Linked DNA regions of Homo sapiens: region 2 is linked to region 1. Evidence: chromatin loops called from intact Hi-C (ENCODE). Cell type or tissue: OCI-LY7. All regions are shown on one strand. Links, peaks and the distances in the headings refer to the core of each region. The heading gives the core; the rest is flanking DNA.

What was found. A loop is a pair of places that touch in the nucleus more often than their neighbours do. Peaks named below come from ENCODE experiments on the same cell type or tissue, not always from the same donor. Only the 100,000 strongest peaks of a DNase experiment are listed, where the experiment ranks them.
Region 2: it touches region 1 in a loop (1.8-fold over the local background); 1 of 110 quality-filtered maps calls a loop at or near these places.

Annotation. Positions count from the first base shown.
Region 1 is chr9:20,239,461-20,247,380 of GRCh38, reverse strand. It overlaps a transcript of SLC24A2 not described here. Among named protein-coding and RNA genes, the nearest start is that of MIR4473, 170 kb to the left of the region's middle. In OCI-LY7, for the core only: no CTCF peak of the experiment used is centred there; a DNase peak (open chromatin) is centred at 4,420; H3K4me3 peaks cover 1,726 bases; H3K27ac peaks cover 1,621 bases.
Region 2 is chr9:20,062,596-20,070,515 of GRCh38, reverse strand. It overlaps a transcript of SLC24A2 not described here. Among named protein-coding and RNA genes, the nearest start is that of SLC24A2, 280 kb to the right of the region's middle. In OCI-LY7, for the core only: no CTCF peak of the experiment used is centred there; a DNase peak (open chromatin) is centred at 4,205; H3K4me3 peaks cover 1,475 bases; H3K27ac peaks cover 2,211 bases.

The DNA.
Region 1 (7,920 bases), core at 1,872-6,871:
TGAGAGGACATGCACATTCAGACCACAGCAGTGGGAGAGGCAAGGCTGGACCGTATGTGCTTGGAGTTCTTGGTGAGGGCCTGCTGATGCTTACGTAAGGATGATAGCACCATGGGATTTGCTTGAAAAGAAAATAATCTGTTGGTTCTTTAGTGGGTGGAGATGTCAGGAAATGCCCTCAGTTAGGGCATATATTCATAGAAATGCCCTGACTTTTATGCCACTGCTGAAAAATATTTCCAATAGAGAAACCTGTGAAGATTTCATGAGATAATATCTGAAAGTAAGCAGAGGCACTTAGCAGAAGGTGCTATCTAAGCTCAAGATATAAGTGGTCTCACATGTTATTTTTCTGTGAAAGGAGTCTCACTTCAAAATAATGCAATACACTGTATAATGGTCATGTAGCACAGAAATAAATAGGGATCCTGGTGCTATCTCCTCTGCATAGTTAAGGTAGAACAAATCTCACTCAGTAGTTGCATTGGTGTTGGCAGTGGAGATAGGGTGGTGGTGGCAGCTTCAGTTGGGACTGGTGCAGATGCAAGGAACCCTCATGGGTGCTCCTGTCAGGCTACATCTGGGCCTGGCTATACATGTGCCTAGCTATACAGGCAGACAGTACAACTGCAGTTGCTGAAGGATTCCAAGGCCCACAGACCAGGGCAGGCCAAATGTCAGGGGCTTCTCCCTTCCTTCCCATGATCTTGAACTTTGTGATTGAATTTTTTCCCTCTTTTCTTGAGGGAGATCTGCATTCTGTTGACCTGTGAGTAACTTGTCATTACTGTAGTCTTCTCATTAAATTCTATCAACACAAATGACTGAGATATATTTATTTTATTATTTCCTAAGCCCAACACACATGCTGAGTGGTTCGTAAAATTAAAATGAACTCTTTCCTCCTGACTGAATGTTTGCATGTTTATAGGGTGCTTTGCTTTAAGAAAATCCAGTATGGGTAATTCTGAAATTGCAAAAACAGGTGCTTAAGGGATGAATTATTTGTTTTGCAGAAGGAGCTATCTCTGAGTTAGAGAGTATGTGTTCAGCTGTGTGATGGAAATTTTTGCTTTACCAAAATTTCATGTACATATGTTTCACATGTGAGTGCTCCATAAATATTAATATTTAGATGATGCTATAACTCCAGCTCTGAAACAGCATCAGGTACAAAATAAGTGCTCAGGAAATAATATTTGTTGAATGAGTGCATCTTTCTCTGAGTGCCAGACCTATATTCTTAGCTATTTATTAGAAATCTCTACCTTGATATCCTGCAGCAACCTGAAAATTTATGTACACATGATCTTATTTCTTTTCCTTACAGAGCATGTTTCCTTCTCTGTGAACAGTATACATAGAGTTTTGGGGACGTTGGACAGCCTGTGTTCAAATCCTGGCTCCCCCTTATACTAATTGGTGACCTTAGGCTATTCACTAAATTTCTCCTTGCCTCATTTTCCTCACCTGTAAAACAACTATAATAATAGTACCTAAATTATAGGGTAGTCTTGAAGGTTAAATAAGGATTAGCATGGATCTGAATATAATAGCACACAGTAAAAGTTAGCTACTATTATCTCCTATTTTAGCCAAGTGCTCTTCTGACTAAGTTAAACTTTGTTGTTAAGTTTACCATCTACTTTTTCTCTCCAGATCCAATGTGACTTTATCGCTCCCTGCATTTTGTTCATCCTAATACTTCCATAGTCCAAAAATCTCAATTCGCTTGACCTTTTAACACAACATCTGAAGACCAAGCTGTTCTTTCTAAGCTCTGCTTATTCTCCTCACCATGGCTTGGGGGTCCACCTTCCTTAGTACAGCAATCTAAGCCTTTGATGAACTGCTTCTGACTCCAAACCCACACTTCCATTCCATCATTAGCCATTCCTTGCCACTCCCAGTCGCCATGCTCTACCCATACTGGACTCCTTACGGCTTCCAGAAAACATCATAGACTTCCACCTCTCTTTGGCTTTCTTGCCTCTCTCTGGGATCCTCTCACCTGTCTTGTCTCACCAATACCATCTAGGTGTAGGTTTCCTTGATACAGTCACAGTTCTGTGGAAATAACTGCTCCTTCATAGGTAACCCGTGAAACTTGATACTTAACTCAGTTATAGCACCTGTCACTTGGTATTAATCACAGGTATTTGTTTACTTGCCCTCTCCACCTTCTTCTCTCCTCCCACTAGATATCAACTCCTTGAGGGCAGGAACCATGGATTGTAAGATCTTTGTCTATTTTCTGTGTCACTAGGGCCTACCTAATGCATAATCACAGTTCAATAATTTTTTTTTATTTTTCCCATTATGACATATTCTCATGTCCGCTAAAAAACCTCCACAGGAATACGTGACTTAGGATGTGACAATTTCCTGTACTTTCTGCATCTAGCACTAACTCATTGAAAGGTTTATGTACATTATTTCAGACATTTGCAAAATGTTTAAAATGAGATGTGAGCAAATAATGATGCTGACACTCTATCAAAACCACAGATTTTTTTTAAAATAAGAGAAGTAAACATACTGCATTGGATGAAAGCAAACTACATTTCTGTTTTAAAGAAAATGTAGAAAAATTTGCTTCTATAAAGAAGCAGTACTGTTATTGTATAATACCTTCTGCTTTTACAGGATGCTTCCCCATCATAATTTCCCTTTTTGCTTGAAAAAGGAAACTATGAATGCATAAAGATGGTGAGGAGAGTAATTTCTCTTTTGAACCTAAGGGAAAAGCACATGCATCTACCAAACTTCCATTTAGCTTTGAAGGCAGAATGATTTTTCACTTGGAATCCAACAGAATTTCAAAGATGTTCGGCACTGGTGCGCCTCTTGGAGTGGTGCAAAGGCAAGCATAAATCTGACAGATCTGAGGGCTGCACGCATGCATTTCACAGGGCGCAGTGTGTAGGGGCTGGGCGGGTCCTCTGCCTGGCCTGGGGGTGAGGGCCATCTGGTCTCTTTTATCCCTCAGTGCTGGCTTAAAGGCTGTCTTTCTGATAATGTTCCCTCCTTCCTGCTCTTTACAATGCTGAAATGAGCATCTTATTTTTCACTTGTTCTCGCTTTCCTTAATTGTCTCCTTGGGATCTTGTAAACTCATTTTAGTGTCTGGCCCATAGCTGTTTAAAGGCACACGTTTTAACCGGATAGTTTATATTTTCTTTTCTTTTTTATCTGAGTTTATTTTTCTTCAAAACTACCTTGGATGGTCTGCCAGAGTCAGAGATGCTCCTTGGAGGCTTGGAGACTCTCAAAGGAATTAGTCCAAAGTGGCCCAGACTCCATGGATTAACTTTAAGCCATCCTGCATGGGCTGCCCTGCTGAAGCCAGCGCAGTTTCACAGGCTGGGACAGCAGCCGGACTTCCTGTTTGAGTTTAGAAATCTCCGCCTGATCCCCCTCCTCCCCACTCCCTTCCTCTCGAGGTCCCTCCTTCTATCCACCAATAAAACAAAGAAACCTGAGAAATTATCTCAGAAAGAAGAGACTTCTCAGGCCTTGATTGTCACACTGGCCTGGAGCCAAGCCAGAGCCTGCCTCAAAAATGGACCCAGGAGGCAAGCTACTGGAAGGCAGTCAAACACCCCCAAAAAGTGAGGTCATATGGCATCACCCCCATTGACCACATCTCATTTGCTCTGCTTTCCTTTTATTTTAAAGGAAAAATTAAAAGTCTTCTAAGACATTGTCTAGGCTGGTAATAAAACTCTAGAATGCTTTGTTCATATATATAACAAAATTGAGAGCAAATGTGTGTGTACATGTAAGTGTGTGTGTCTGTATGTGTAAGCGTGTTACAATCTGGCTAGTAAAATGATCTCAGATTGAAGATACCCTCAAATACTGAGGATGATGCTTATAATTTTCTAACATGCTTTAATATTTTTACTACTCATGTATATATGTATCCACAAACAGTATTATATACTGTTTAGTATGCTGCAAATTTTTATAAATAACACCTCATTGCATGTGTCAAATATTTCATAAATAGAATCACAAAAGCAGAATGAAGGAGCTGGTATGTCAGCATTCTGCTTATGTGTTTTTCTGATTATGATAGTCTCATGAGAAGAGGATTTTATGCATTCTCACTTGAAATACAGCAGATGCCAACCATGAAGGGAATGAAGGTGCTAATTTATAATTTTTTTAAAAATTGTGCAAAAAGAAAGTGAAAAGAATATAAGTGCGAGCTTAGCAATAAAAGGAGTAGTAAAAACACCCACAATATGGGGGGTGGGTGTGGAGTCCTTTCGTCTGTAACCAAGGAGGTCTGTAAGAAACCACGGAAGTCTCTACTAATTTGAAATTCCACCAGCTGAGAAATAAAACACTGCTGGGTTATTGAAGAAAGGTCTTGGCACCTTATGCACGGGAAATGAAACTTTTCGTTTTGCAAGTGGCTTGTAGATTGGTTATTTAACCACCACCCATCCCCCCAGTTTTTCAAAGGCTGAAGAACAGGCTGGAGTTAGAGATGTGGTTTGCATAGATTGCCTCGCTGACAGCACTAGATCACCAGTGAAAGATTAATTAACCAAATTGAAGGCAGCAAAGAAATAAGGTTTTAGCAAATGACAAAGCCATTAATGGAGCAATGTTTCCTTCCACTTTAGCTAAGCTCTCCGTTTTTAATTAGCATTAGGATGTTTTAACCGCAGCTATTTAGGAGGAGGCTCTTTCTCATGTCAGGTGTTGCATCCCGGAGTCAGAGCTGGTGAGAGAAGATAAAATCCGACACATCCACCTTAAGTTGGAATTTTCAGGAGTGTCCTCATGGCTCCCTGCCCTTCCCTGCACTCACAGCCTTGAAAGCTGGGGCCCTGACTTGGGAACAGCTGTCTTCTCCCATTGGACCACTACAGTCAGTTGCTGATTTGGAGGACAATTCTGAACATATGAAGCACATTACTGGAGCCAAAGCTCTGGATTTCCTCGTTTGCAGTTGATTGATAGGAAGCATTCAACCTTGGATGTGATAAAATCAACCCACTAACCCAGTAATGCATCGAGTAGGAAGTCTTTCCTCTTTAGTTAGCTATTTTAAGTGGCGAGTGTTTCTTTAGCCCTATTTCTCAGGACTCCACAAGCCTTTGTAATTTACAAGTCTTCTTCTACCTAAATGGTCAGAATGCATGCTTTTATTTTATGGACTGGTAGACTGAGGCAAAGGAGTGTTTTAGTCAAGTTAATGTTGGGGACTGTGGGGGGCAGGAAAAAGAATGTCAAATCTCCTGTGGCTTGGCCAGCGGCTGCCAGAATATTGGGCCAGCACCTGCTGGCGCGTTAGTCCATAGGATGGGCATGGTGGAGAGGATGATCAAAACAGGAGATGCTTTCGGTGAATGAGGCTGGCAGGTCATTAGAATTTCAAGAAGATTCTAGAGGAGAATGAAAAGGTGAACTTTAAAAGTGGTGGCAGCTAGATTTGCTTTAGAGAGGAATAGGCATTGGTGGAAGTGAAACAAGGTGGCGATTGATGTTGCAGCCATGTTTTTTAGAAGCTGTAATACTGTCTTGCATCTCTGCTCCTCCTGCTCCTTCAGCTTGGCTAACTCCGGGTTGATCATCTTCCCAGGTTTGGCTTGCACCCCCAACCTCCTCCCACTCCTCTCTACTCAGCCTTAGGCTGGGATTACTCGCTTATGGTCCCTTTAGCACTGTGGCACACCCCTCTCCTAGGACAGATGGCAATTTATCTTTATTTTCTCTCAAGGCTGTAAGCTTCTTGAGGACAGAGATCATGTAATCATCCTTGCATCCTTTGACCTATTTATTAAACAACTATTTTGTACCAGGTACTATGATGAAGGCTTGATAATTAATTCTCACAACAGCCCAATTAAGTAATACTCTCATAGTCTGTATGCTGAGAGGTCTAGGCATAGAGGGATTAAAATCACCTTCAAAAAGTCACACAACTAGTGGATGGTGAGGTACAGATGGAGACATAAGCGATGACCTCAGAGCCATCATTATGCTACATGCTTCCCTAGTGGACCCTCAACAAATACCTGCTGAATTGAACTGGTAATTTGTATTGTGCTTATTTTATTGCACACAGTAGGTGCTTAATTATTTGACTTCAGAACTCATTCAGATTAAAACTTTCATATAAGTCTATGGGAGTAATTTCTTTTGGGTCCTAATATGGTGAATGTAAGAAAACTTCAGTGTTAACACCAGGTGAGCACTGGATGCGTGTCTTTGCAGGTGTTGATAGATTCTGAAGACACGTGGTTTCATTGGTAAAGGTACCTACCTTGTATTATTTCATATCACATCTTCATTACTGTAATTTAAAACAGAATGAGAAATGCTTTCTTCCAGGAGGAGAGTGGATCTGAGGGAGGAGATGAGGAAAGAGAAAGCATCTTCTTATGAAGTTAAGACTCCTGAAACTGTGCCTCAATTCATCTGCGTGTGGTAGAGAATCTATTGATGCAGTAGCCTTTCAGGGGCAGAGACTCTGTAACTGGTTATGAGAGACCTTCCCAGGTGCAGAAGGGGCTGGTGAAAGTATTATGGTCACATTGATCAATCGATGTCCATTTGTACTCTAGGTAACCTCTTCTTAGAAGCCCTCTTCCTGGAATTTTCCTCCCCTTTGCTCACCCTAAATGCAGTACTTCTCTAGCCTTAGGGCCTCAAAACCCCCCTGAAATGACCAACCTCATAGTCATTTCAGTTCCTAGTCATTTAAAACCCCGCTACAATCTGTGAAAGAAAGGAACCTGAGTGCCAATCTTAGAGTTCAAAAAAGTTCTACTCCCATTAATACATCCAAGTTAAAAAGGAAGCTGCTTAGTTTGGCCCCAAGCCAGTTTGCCTTCACCCCCTACTTCTTACTCTTGACTTTTAACAAGGGAAACACCCTGAGTCAAATCCCACAGCGTGATGCTTGGGAATGAGACTGAAATTGAGAGAAGAGTCTTGAGCTTTCATGAGGTTCCAAGTTCATTTATATATTTCCTCCAACACTCAGCACTTAGCCTTAGGGCCAGCTTCCTTGGGTTCCCTTTGTGTGTATCCTCATGGTCCTGAGTTACAACCCATGGGATTAAGTTCTCATCTAGGCAGGCTCCTTTGAAGATGGAAAAACAAATAGGTGAATTAAGAGAATATTTACATATCTCATAGCATCTTCTGCCCAGGTAGGGTGGCTGCTCTGCTCTCTCTCCTCCACCTCTCTTTCCCTGCCTTCTTGAAAAGGACAGTGCCTCACCTACCCACCAGGCCCCAGAGACATGTGAATAACAGTAGGGGAGAGGGAGACACATCAGTTCATGGGCCAGAAGGGATCAAGTTCTCTCTCACCTCTCCTGAAATGCTTAGCCTAGTCTCTACTGCTAAGCTTCCCGGATGGTTACCACTAGACAGGGTAACCCTTTCCTAACCCATTCATGGGCAAATTGAAATACCTAACACCCTCTTCCAGTTCACAGCTGGTTCGAATCAACTCCGTGACAAAAAAAAAAAAAAGCCAGAAGGCAAGGAAACTCAAGCATTTTCATACCATATCTCTTTTTCTTTGACAATAGAAGCAGCTGGTATTGAGACTTACTATGTGCTACTATGTGTTAAGCATGGGGATAGTTTTCTCACAAATATTATTCCATGTAAAGCTCTGTTTTACATACAGTTCAGGTATCTAAAGTTCAGAGAGATTAAGTAACTTGCCCAAGTCTTATGATGGATCCTGGGTCTCTTTATTCCTAAATTCAAGCTCTTCTCATGTACTCCTTTCCAAGCTATCTGCTACCAATATTGCCCTTAGACCTGGGCAAGAGCAGCCCTTTTCCTAGGCCTCAAGCCTAAGAGGGCCCCTCCCCATGAGGTAGTCTGGGGAACAAAGGGCTGTGCCTATCCAAGGCCCAACTCTCCCTGACCAGGCCCCCT
Region 2 (7,920 bases), core at 1,759-6,758, 180 kb after region 1:
CCTGCGGTTTCTTTGGTTCATTTACAAACTCAATCGTATGAACAATGATGGCTCCCTGAAAATATAATCAAAACAACCTGTTTATGAGACAAAGCTGAGCTTATTTTTACAATGATAAGAGTAATAAATGGTGATAAAGCAAATACTTGTACAATTGCCAGCCACTACCTTGACAGAATCTTAGTGCATCTCAGAAGACAGAGAGCAAAATCGAGACATTTATTGAGTTTTAGAGTCCTGTTTAAGGCAGGTTTTTCAGTGTGGAGGCTTGATTAGGATTGGGTAACAATCATAGTAAGTTAGGAATTGTACACCCAGCAAGGCAGATTTAGAGCCAAGAGGTTCAAAGAATCTCGGAGACTAAGAAGTTGTTTCAATTGTTTGATGCCATTGATTAAAGAGTTGGACAATTTAATGTTCATTTAAAGGGCTTTTAAAGGAAGTTTCTGAAATAAATAATAAATAATAAAAATAAGTCAAAGATTTTCCTGGAATAATAAAGTCATACTGATGAAGACGGTGGCATAATAAGGTCATGTTAATGTAGACAGTAAGTTGTGTAGATACAGATGGTTTTGGTTTTTAAAACAAATATTTTCTGAACACATACTAGGAAGTGGTGGAAATACAGTGGTGAATAGAAGGGACATGAATGATACTGAGAGTCCACTGAGGAGACAGATAAGTAAATAATCATTTATAAGAAAACTTTGGTTACATAAAATAATATGGATGAATCTTACAAATATAATGTTGAGTAAAAAGCAGGAGCAAAATAATGCGAACAGCATAGTGCCGTTTCTATAAAATGTAAAAAGAAGATCATAAGGCAACTGAACTGTATTACTTACAGATGTATACATAGGTGACGAAAATAAAAGAAACTAATTATTACCATAGATATCAGGATAGTGGCTACCTTCGGAGGGAAAGAGAATTGTGATCTTTAAAGGATGCCTGGATGGTTTTGGGGTGCCAGCAATGTTCTGTTTGTTGACCTGCATTGTAATTATACAAGTATTTGCTTTAGGACAATTTGTTAAACTGTACATATAAGTTTATACACTTTCTGTTTGCATGTTTATAGTTTATAATAAAAATATTTTTTAAATAGCCAATTATATATGGTATTATCTTATAAGTGCTGTCACGGGAAGATTACTGAAAGACCAATTGATACTAAAGCAGTACTTTATGGAAAATTTAAATCAATATAGGAGGCGAAAATTTACATTTGATAAAAATGTCTTAAAAGCTAATAAAACGATGTAATTCTGTGCATATGAAAGCATCCCTTACTAAGTTCAGCAAAGTGTGTAGAGTTGAATTTACATAATTTTAATGTAATGTTTTCAATCAAACATTTTGGTGGTTGCTTGGATAAGGGAGAAGAAAAAGTCAAGGATAACAGGCTTATCAAAGTAAACGTATGTTGGGATCATTGCTGGAGTAGGAAAAACAAGAGTAGTTTTGGGAGGTGAAAAGAGGATGAGTATAGTTTGGAACATTTTGAGTTTCTTGCACTCTTGGGATATCCAATGGAGATGTCTAATCAGCTGTTATATTTGTAGGTTTGATGCATCAGTGAAAGCTGTGAACTGGAAATAAAGAACTAGGAGTCATCAGAATAAACATGAAAAATTGAAACCAGAAAAATGAGTAGGGCCATGAGAAGATGAACAGGCTGACAGCAGGATCAGTTCATTTTCAAAACTTGTCCATATTAGTATGAGAAAGAGCATGGCCATTGCTACCTCCTTTCAGCCCTAATTTGGGCAGACAGTTGAAACAAATCCCCTATATTTTAGGGTCATGACACTTCCACGGAGACATCATCCAGCACCCCCAAGCAAGAGCAACTCCCAGGGAATACCACTGAATCACTTTATTTCCAATTTATGGCAATATAAGCATCCCCAAAACATTTATTGAGAGACTTAGCTTGAATGTTACCAGTTGTTCAGGAGGCAAGAGTTTTAGAGTTTTGTTTAAGGCGGGGTTTTCAGTGTGGAGGCTTGATTAGGATTGGGTAACAATCATAATATGTTAGGATCTGTGAACCCAACAAGGCAGATTTAGAGCCAAGAGGTTCAAAGAGGTACAATAATTGGGTGAAAATTGTAGTCAGAATGGCTATTATTAAAAAGTCAAGAAGGCTAGGTGCGGTGGCTCACACCTGTAATTCCGGCACTTTGGGAGGCCAAGGCAGGTGGATTACGAGGTCAGGAGTTCACAACCAGCCTGGCCAAGATGGTGAAACCCCGTCTCTACTAAAAATACAGAAAATTATCCAGGCGTGGTGTTGGGCGCCTGTAATCCCAGCTACTCAGGAGATGGAGGCAGATAATTGCTTGAACCCAGGAGGCGGAGGCTGCAGTGAGCCAAGATTGCACCACTGCACTCCAGCCTGGGTGACAGAGCGAGACTCCGTCTCCAAAAAAAAAAAAAAAAAAAAAAAGAGTCAAAAAATAACAGATGTTGGTGAGGTTGCAGAGAAAAAGGAATGCTTATGCACTGTTGGTGGGAATGTAAATTAGTTCAGCCACTGTGGAAAGCAGTTTGAAAATTTCTCAAAGAATTTAGAGCCACCATTTGACCCAGAAATCCCATTACTGGGTATATACCCAAAGGAAAATAGATAGTTACACCAAACAGACACATATGCTGATATATTCATTGCCACACTATTCACAATAGCAAAGACATGGAATCAACCTAGGTGCCCATCAGTGGTGGATTGGATAAAGAAAATGTGGTACATATACACTGTGGAGTTCTACGCAGCCATAAAAAGGAATGTAATGATGTCCTTTGCAGCAACATGGATAAAGCTGGAGGCCATAAACCTGACCGAATTAATGCAGGAACAGAAAACAAAATACTGCATGTTCTCACTTACAAGTGGGAGCTAAACATTGAGTACACCTGGACACAAACATGGGAACAATAGATACTGTGGACTACTAGATGGGAGAAGGAGAGAGAGTGTGAGTAGAAAACCTACCTATTGGGTACTGTGCTCCTTACCTGGGAGCATACCCATGTAAGAAACCTGCACATGTACACCCTGTATCTAAAATAAAAGTTGAAAAAAATTTAAAAATCAGACATAGAATTAAAATAACACAGGAGGATATGGTCACCACAGAATATGAAGACCAAGTCTTCTTATCGTCCTAAGGGCCTTACTTTATTTTAGCCCCATCCTGTCACTAGTGTTTGATGCAAGCATCCTGGGACATCATGAAGAGTTCAAATTATGTTTAAAATATCATGTAATAGTTCTCTGAAACCCTTTTTTGGAAGTTTAATGGAATGCATTATAACTAAGTAAACACTGTTTAAGAAGGCAAAGAAATGAATAATATATTTGACAAAGATTTTAAAACCTGTTAAAATCTAAAATAACATCTGTTTAATAAAAAGAAACCTTTGATATATAAAAAATACCATCTAGAACAAATTGTTTCCTGAGACTTCAAAACTGTAAACATTTTCCTGTTATCACTTTTATTATTGATATGTTTCAGGTGAGTGTGTTAAATGGGTTGGAATTATGTGAATGATTTCCTTAATGTCTTCTTTTCCTTGCATGTGGGGACCTAGATCACTCCAAACAATTAGCCTTTGAGGTCAATTCAACAGAAACAAGTCATTACCTGTTGCTTTTAATAAGAGTTTAACAAGCTTTTAGAAATCTGGGGACTCAGAAACAGTGCTTAAGTCATTTTGCTGAGGGGAGGTAGTGAGTGAGTGTGGGCTATTTTTATTTCCAAAACTATATTTCTTTACAAAGGATTCACTCCTAGTAGCCCTTTTTAAGCTGGGCAACTTCCCTGAACTAAAATACCATTTAATTAATACCCATGTTCCATAAATTTTTTATGCTTCCATTGTGCAAAGAAAGATAAATATGTCATAAAGCTGGGCTGTGCAGATGGACAGAATTCTCTTAAAGTAGGTCCTTAAAAAGTGGAATATGGATATAGACACAGAGTGAGACAGTCAAGTGTCAAAAGAAATCTGTCGGCTTTTTAGCAGTTGAATAATTCAGAAGATGTGCATTAAGCCAACTTCTTAATTTCCCGTTTCCCCCCTTTCTAATTCTTTCCTTTTCATCCTGTGATCTTTCTTCTCTCTCCCTCAAAGCTATTTGTTGCAGAGATGCCCTGGAAAGCAGGTGGTCTTCCTTATATGACAGCATCTGCTGCTCAGAATGAGAGCCTGAAGATCTAAAGGCAAAGGAAATGAAACCGCAGTGCTATAAATGCCTTTTTAAAAATAGCCTTGTTTTTTATTATTTTTTGTTGAATCAACTGGAACATTTTTATTGTTCACAATAAAGCAAATTGTCTAAAGGCAATGATCCTCCTCCCTTTATATTTCTGATACTAGGGTTTGTTTTATTCCCAGTCATTTACTGGATCAGGTTTCTTCCCTAAGATCTTACAAATGATGTGGGTGGCTGCAAACCCTCTGAAGGTTTTCTAAAGCCATTTGTTAATAATATCCTCTCAGCATTGACTCCAGCCTTTATAGTTGTGATTGTTAGTGAAGCTTCAAGGGCACAGTGGTGTGTTTTTATCCTTCCAGCCCTTGGGGAGAAAAGAATTCCCGGGAGGACTTTTGGCTGGCTTATTATCATCCAGAAACAAGAAATCAGAAAGCCTAAGCTAAAAGGCTGAACATGTTTTTAAACTATCTAAACATGATTGGACAGTGTGGCATATGTAATAAAAAGGAACAGGGGTTCAGGGTTCATATGGACCTGAATTTAAATCCCATATCTGCTACTTACCAAATGTGTAACACTGGTCACTTAAGATTTTAAGCCTTAGATTCTTACCTGTATATAGGTATAATGTATAATATTAGCTATTTTACAGGCAAAAAAGATTTTTGAACCCCAGTTTCTTGTAGGTATAACAATGTAGGTTATAACAATGCCCATGTCACAGTGTTGCTGGAAGTATTAAATAAAAGTACCTAATAGTGCTTGTCATGTGGGCCCTTGAGAAACGTTAGCTTCCTGTGAGGGTCACCTCCCCTTTCTCTCTCCATTCCTCTGTCCAGTCCACATCAAAATCCACAGGCATTTACAGGATATTGGGACTGGCATTTTTACTCTGTCCTCTGCCTTTTATGGGGAAAGTCTGGATGAGATGGGAACCTGTCCCAGCCTGTTGTGCTGTTGCAGTGAACTTTGATTCACAAGTGAGACCCTTTGTCTTGTCTGGGAGACTGCTGGAAGCAGGGTCTATCTCAGACCCCACTCTTACGCAGAGAGGAAGTGGGGCCACTCGGTTTGGCAGAAGACATTTCCTCTTTGAACCCCTGCCCAATCTGTCCTTTTCTGGTTTTCCCCAGAGCTATGAAATGTGATAGTGAGCTGTAGGATTCGTTGTTTTAGGACCATGAAACAAATGTTTGGGGTTTGAGAATACAAACACATGTCTCCAGCAGCTCATCGGTTGGATACCAGTTCTGGAATCACACAGATTGCCAGTAATGAAGGTTGTTTGCTCACATTTTGTTCTCACTACTCACTTTCACCTGCCTGTCCCTCCTCTTCTCCTCTAGGCTGGTATCACTTCCCTGCCCCAGGGTGACTGGCAGGCACATCAACTGTCATTCCAGTGGGATTCTCACACTGGGCTCTTTGGATGCATTGAACAGTTCCATGAAACATGTCTTCATGGATTCATATGCATATTGTATGCCTTTTATTCTCTTTAATCTCCTGGCTCTTCCTGATTTCTGCTTTCAGCTTCAGCGGTGGGTGCTTGAGATGTCAGTTGGCCAAGAAAGGTAGCCCCCATCTAAATACCTAATGCAGTAAAGGACAATTATCAAATCCATCAGTTGTGATCCTGTTTACATTTCCAATGGGAAAGTCAGAGAAATAACTGATTTGAAGAGCATAATTAAGTGCTACAATAAAAGTAAGCACAGTAGCCTGTGTAAATAACAACCTCATCTAAATTTTTTTCTTGGCTTTTTTTTCCCTTAAAAATTTAAACAAAAAATGTACAGCTTTATTGGGCAATAATTTATTTACCGTAAATTATAATTCAATAATTTTAAGTAAATTTATAAAGATGTGCAAACCCCAAGCACAATCTGATTTTAGAACATTTCCATTTTAGAACTTTTCCCTGAGTTCCTCACAAATCTGTTTGCAATGAATACCCACTCACACACTCCCAGCCCCAGCAACCATTGATCTACTCTCTGTCTTTATAAATATGCATTTTTGTGCATTTCCTATAAATGGAATCATACAGTATGTATCCTTGTGGATCTCACTTTTTTTTCGTTTACCATATTTTTGAGGTCCATCCATATTTTAACATGTATCAGTGTTTGCATTCCTTTCAATTGCTGACAAATATTCCACTATATGGATATACCACATTTATTCATTTATCAGATTGTTAGACACTTGGGTTATTTCTAGTTTGGGGCTATTATGGTAATGCTGCTATGAATACTTATGTTCAAATCTTTGTGCATATGTTTTTATTTCTCAGGTAGATTCTTAAGAGTAGAATGGCTGGGTTATTTGGTAAGTTTACGTGTAACTTTTTAAGAAACTGCTAAGCTGTTTTGGGTAGTGGATGTACCATTTTACATTTCCACAAGTAATTGATAAGGATACCATTTTTTCACATACCATTTTAGTTGATATGCATTGGTAACTCCCTGTAGTTTTAGTTTCCTTAATAACTAATGATGTCAAGCACTTTTAAATGTGCTTGTTAGCCATTCACATGTTATTTTGCTCATTTTCTAATTGGGTTGTGTTTCTACTATTGAGCTTTATGAGTTATTTTTATATTCTAGATACAAGTCTTTTATTTTTATTTTTTTATTATTATACTTTAAGTTTTAGGGTACATGTGCACAATGTGCAGGTTAGTTACATATGTATACATGTGCCATGCTGATGCGCTGCACCCACTAACTCGTCATCTTGGATTAGGTATATCTCCCAATGCCATCCCTCCCCCCTCCCCCCACCCCACAACAGTCCCCAGAGTGTGATGTTCCCCTTCCTGTGTCCATGTGTTCTCATTGTTCAATTCCCACCTATGAGTGACAATATGCAGTGTTTGGTTTTTTGTTCTTGCAATAGTTTACTGAGAATGATGATTTCCGATTTCATCCACGTCCCTACAAAGGACATGAACTCATCATTTTTGATGGCTGCCTAGTATTCCATGGTGTATATGTGCCACATTTTCTTAATCCAGTCTATCATTGTTGGACATTTGGGTGGGTTCCAAGTCTTTGCTATCGTGAATAGTGCCACAATAAACATACGTGTGCATGTGTCTTTATAGCAGCATGATTTATAGTCCTTTGGGTATATACCCAGTAATGGGATGGCTGTGTCAAATGGTATTTCTAGTTCTAGATCCCTGAGGAATCGCCACACTGACTTCCACAATGGTTGAACTAGTTTACAGTCCCACCAACAGTGTAAAAGTGTTCCTATTTCTCCATATCCTCTCCAGCAGCTGTTGTTTCCTGACTTTTTAATGATCGTCATTCTAACTGGTGTGAGATGGTATCTCATTGTGGTTTTGATTTGCATTTCTCTGATGGCCAGTGATGGTGAGCATATTTTCATGTGTTTTTTGGCTGCATAAATGTCTTCTTTTGAGAAGTGTCTGTTCATGTCCTTCACCCACTTTTTGATGGGGTTGTTTGCTTTTTTCTTGTAAATTTGTTTGAGTTCATTGTAGATTCTGGATATTAGCCCTTTGTCAGATGAGTAGGTTGTGAAAATTTTCTCCCATTTTGTAGGTTGCCTGTTCACTCTGATGGTAGTTTCTTTTGCTGTGCAGAAGCTCTTTAGTTTAATGAGATCCCATTTGTCAATTTTGGCTTTTGTTGCCATTGCTTTTGGTGTTTTAG